Linked DNA regions of Homo sapiens: region 2 is linked to region 1. Evidence: read pairs that join two places in POLR2A ChIA-PET (ENCODE). Cell type or tissue: HepG2. All regions are shown on one strand.

Region 1 (2,500 bases):
GTCTTAGAGGGATGCTCCCCAAATTGTTAAAGGTTTACTCCAAGAAGCTCTACCAAGTTCTCATGGTAAAGACCACAGAAAAATTCCTGACTGGCCGGTGGGAGGGGAAAAGTAAACATTTTGAGATATGCCCAGAGTGTTCTGTAACAAAAACCTGTCCTCAGGGCAATTACATTACTGGAGCCTAAACTGACCTAGCAGAAGGGCAATTAGACAACTCAGCCCCCTCTAGCCTTCCTGTCTATCATGACTGGAGGAAAAAAGCAAAAGTTAAGAAACTTCTCGGAGGGTCATAGCCCAGAGACTCAGGCCCATTAAAGAAAACTCTGGGAATTAATCATAAGATTGTAGAATGTTTTGCCTCCACAGTATCTTACCACCACATCAACAGGACTCTGTAGTATAATAACGGTGGATTACAACTCCATTTAAGAAGGCATTTCTAGGAAAACCCAAAGACAATGGAGGAGACAAAAATGAGGACACTAAATAAAACTGAAGCCTCTGACACCTACAACTACAGCAAACATTTAACACAGCCTAACTCTTAGCCAGATAAACCTAACACCTTATCCTAAAGGGCCATTTATCTCAGCTCCCATGACCTGATATGTTATATCTAGTTTTTAACAACGAATTACAAGGCATGCTGAAAGGCAGACAACACCAAGCACAATTGGAAGAGACAAAGCAAGCTTAGAAATAAGACTCGGAGATGGCAGAGAATTTGCAAATCAGACTAGGAATTTAAAATCATGATGATCGCTATGCTAAGGGTTTTGTTTTTTCATAGAAAAATATATGGTCTGGTTCCTGCCTAGAGCTCCTAAATCCCCTGCAATTTCCTGAGTAATAGGGGTGATAGGCGTTATAACGAGGCTACTGTTTTTGTTTTTGTTTTTGTTTTGAGACCGAGTCTCGCTCTTTTTCCCAGGCTGAAGTGCAGCTGCGCGATCTCGGCTCACTGCAAGCTCCACCTCCCGGGTTCACACCATTCTCCTGCCTCAGCCTCCCAAGTAGCTGGGACTACAGGCACCCGCCACCACACCCAGCTAATTTTTTTTTTTTTTTTTTGTATTTTTGTAGAGACGGGGTTTCACCATGTTAGCCAGGATGGTCTCAATCTCCTGACCTCATGATCTGCCCGCCTCGGCCTCCCAAAGTGCTGGGATTACAGGCGTGAGCCACCGCGCCCAGCAATGAGGCTACTCTTGGTGAGCCCCTGGATAGCTTTTAGATGGAGGCTGGTCACCAAAAAGACCAAGCCCAATAATCAATAAAGCCTGGAACTTTTGGCCCTACCCCCTCCACCCCAACCTCCAGGAAGGAGAGAGGGACTAGAGACTGAGTTAATGATCAATCATGCCTACATGATGTAACCTCCATAAATAACCCCTGAACAACCAACAGAGTTTGAAGAGTTTCTGGGTTGGTTAACACATTAAAGTTCTGGGAGGTTGGTACACTTAGAGACGGCATGGAAGCTCAGTGCCCCTTTCTCCCATACCTTGTCCTAGGTATCTCTTCCACTTGGCTGTTCCTGAATTGTATCTTTTATATAAACCGGTAATAGTAAGTAAAGTGCTTTCCTGAGTTCTGTGAGTAGCTGTAGGGATTCTGTAGATGTTCTTTATCAGGTTGAGAATAATTGTCCAAATAATAATAGCAGCAACATATTGGTTGATTATAGCTTATGAATAAGTGAAATGTATAATAACAATGTTATAAGGGTTGAGAGGGAGAAATTGGGGATACTCTTTTCTAAGATACTTGTGTACTACCCATGAATTAGTGTATTGTTATTTGAAAATGGACTTAGATTAGTTATAATGTATATTGCAAACTCTAGGGCAGTCACTAAAGATTTGTTAAAAAGAAGTATAATTAATGTGATGGTTAATAGTGAGTTTCAACTTGATTGAATTGAAAGATGCAAAGTATTGTTCCTGGGTGTGTCTGTGAGGGTGTTGTCAAAGGAGATTAACATTTGAGTCAGTGGACTGGGAAAGGCAGACCCACCCTCAATCTGGGTGGGCACCATCTAATCAGCTGCCAGCATGGCCAGGATAAAAACAGGCAGAAGAAGGGGGAAAGGCTAGACTGGCTAAGTCTTCTGGCCTCCATCTTTCTCCCATGCTGGATGTTTCCTGCCCTCAAACATCAAATTCCAAGTTCTTCGGCTTTTAGACTCTTGGACTTCACTCCAGTGATCTGCCAGGGGCTCTCAGGCCTTTGGCCACAGACTGAAGGCTGCACTGTTGGCTTCCCTACTTTGAGCTTTTGGGACTTGGACTGGCTTTCCGGCTCCTCAACTTGCAGATGGCTGATCGTGGGACTTCACCTTGTGATCATGTGAATCAATTCTCCCAATAAACTCCCTTTCATATATACATCTGTCCTATTAGTTCTGTCCCTCTAGAGAATCCTGACTAATACAATTAATGTGCTAAGTGAGGGGAGAATGGAATCATATAAAATATTCAATTAAAACCAGAGAAGG
Region 2 (2,500 bases), 200 kb before region 1:
GCGCCTGTAGTCCCAGCTACTCGGGAGGCTGAGGCAGGAGAATGGCGTGAACCTGGGAGGTGGAGCTTGCAGTGAGCCAAGATTGCGCCACTGCACTCCAGCCTGGGCAAGAGAGAGAGACTCCGTCTCAAAAAAAAAAAAAAAAAAAAAGTAGAGGGAAGATCATTAACAAACACTCATGTACTAATTACCCAACTGAATCAACTGTCAACTTATGGCCAATTTTGTTTCTTCTATGCCTGGAAGCTTTGTCCTTGTCCCTCCTGTTCTTTGGATTATTTTGCTTTTTTTTTTTTTTTTTTTTTTTTTGAGATGGAGTTTCACTCTTGTTGCCCAGGCTGGAGTGCAATGGTGCAATCTCAGCTCACCACAACCTCTGCCTCCCCGGTTCAAGCGATTCTCCTACCTCAGCTTCCCAAGTAGCTGGGATTACAGGTATGCACCACCACATCCAGCTAATTTTTGTGTTTTTAGTAGAGATGGGGTTTCACCATGTTGGCCAGGCTGGTCTCGAACTCCTGACCTCAAGTGATCTGCCTGCCTCGGCCTCCCAAAGTGCTGGGATTATAGGCGTGAGCCACCGCGCCCAGCAGGAACTCTTTTTATTCCCCCAATTTTTTATTGTGGTAAAATACACATAACATAAACTTTAACATCTTAACCAGACCTCCTCCTCCTTTAAAAATCATAACCAAAACACCATTATAACACTGAAAATAAGTCAACAATAAAATTGTTCATTATATATCAAATATCTAGACGGTGATCACATTTCAATTGTCTTATACATTAGTTTGTCTAAATCAAGATCCATGTAAGTTTCATGCCCTGTGTGTGCATAAACCAGACACGGAAGAAACATCTGGCATGGCTGACTACGTGACAAATGAATTACTGGAGGAACAAATGTAGGAACTGGAATCTGAGGGTTCTTCTGTCTCCTTCCAATATCTGGGGACATATTTGTTCACTCAGTCATTCAACAAATATTTACTGAATACCTACTACATGCCAGGCACCATTCAAGGTGCCTATTCTGCAACACAAAAGAAGTTGCACCAGAATAAGTAAGGGTGATCAGAGAGATATGCTAGCATCCCTTCTAGCATGAGGTTGGCAAACTTTTTCAGTAAAGAGCCACAGTAAATTTAGACTTTGCAGGCTCAACAGCTGCTATTGCAACTACTCTACCATTGTAGTGTGAAAGCAGTCATAGACACAATAAAAGATGGATGTAACTGTGTGTTCCAATAAAACTTTATTTACAAAAACAAGTGGTGGGCCCGATTTGGCCTGCAGGCTGTAGTTGGCCAACCCCTGGTTTAGCAAATCACACTCCCTTAGCATCAGCCTCCAAGGTCAGAGTGTGGGTTTGACTGTCCTACCCATTTGTCTGCTGGTCATTTAGGGTGACAGGCAGGACAGAGGTGTGTGGAGTCGATACCGCAAGTGAAGAAAACCTGGAAAGTATAAAGGAAGTTCTATACTCAAGTTCTCTTACCATTCCGATAGTGTTGAAACCAAGGCATTGTCACCCAGGCAGAATGGAGTGCTCCCAGCTCAGCTCGAAGGCGTAGAGTGACATTGAAATCCATTGGGAAGCCTGCTGAGGGACTGGCGGCAGTGAAGTCACACTCTGTTGCTGTGATCTGTGTACAATTCACCCCTATGGACATGATGTCGGCCGTGAACCATTTACTGTCGGTGCTGGGAAGGAAAAAAGGATTTCAATTCACAGAATTCTCTGTTTCATGTGTAATAGTTTCCCCAGAGCTTTTGTTCAAAACGCAGGTTTATTGAGATACAATTTATATGTACCATACAGTTCCCCCCCGCTTTTTTTTTTTTTTTTTTTGAGATGGAGTTTTGCTCTGTCACCCAGGCTGGAGTGCAGTAGCGCAATCTTGGCTCACAGCAACCTCCACCTCCTGGGTTCAAGTGATTCTTGTGCCTCAGCCTCCCGAGTAGCTGGAACTACAGGTGTGAGCCACCACACCCAGGTAATTTTTGTATTTTTAGTAGAGATGGGGTGTCACCATGTTGGCCAGGCTGGTCTCAAACTCCTGACCTCAAGTGATCCACCTGCCTTGGCCTCCCAATGTGCTGGGATTACAGGCATGCACCATCATGCCTGGTTAATTTTTATATTTTTAGTAGAAACGGGGTTTTACTATGTTGGTCAGGCTGGTCTCAAACTCCTGGCCTCATGTGATCCGCCCACCTCGGCCTCCCAAAGTGCTGAAATTACAAGCGTGAGCCACTGTGCTTGGCTGCTACTGTTATTTTTATTTTTAATTTCTTTGTAGAGTTGGGGGTCTCTCCTTGTTGCCCAGGCTGGTCTTGAACTCCTAGACTCAAGTAATCCTCCTGCCTTGGCCTCCCAAAGTGCTGGGATTACAGGTGTGATCCCTTGTGCCCAGCTGTGGTTTTTAATTGGGTTATTTGTCTTCTAATTGTTGAATTGTAAGAGTTCGTTATCTATTCTGGATACAAGTCCCTT

Evidence for each region. Peaks named below come from ENCODE experiments on the same cell type or tissue, not always from the same donor. Only the 100,000 strongest peaks of a DNase experiment are listed, where the experiment ranks them.
Region 2: POLR2A ChIA-PET joins it to region 1 with 6 read pairs; 5 of 35 experiments call an interaction of 5 or more read pairs at or near these places.

The regions. Positions count from the first base shown.
Region 1 is chr21:33,225,261-33,227,760 of GRCh38, reverse strand. No RefSeq gene overlaps it. Among named protein-coding and RNA genes, the nearest start is that of IFNAR2, 3.4 kb to the left of the region's middle. In HepG2, no CTCF peak of the experiment used is centred here; DNase peaks (open chromatin) are centred at 120 and 1,360; H3K4me3 peaks cover 1,264 bases.
Region 2 is chr21:33,420,687-33,423,186 of GRCh38, reverse strand. It overlaps IFNGR2 (interferon gamma receptor 2), which reads right to left. Exons shown (of 7, transcript NM_005534.4): 3 at 1,502-1,707. Among named protein-coding and RNA genes, the nearest start is that of IFNGR2, 19 kb to the right of the region's middle. In HepG2, no CTCF peak of the experiment used is centred here; a DNase peak (open chromatin) is centred at 986.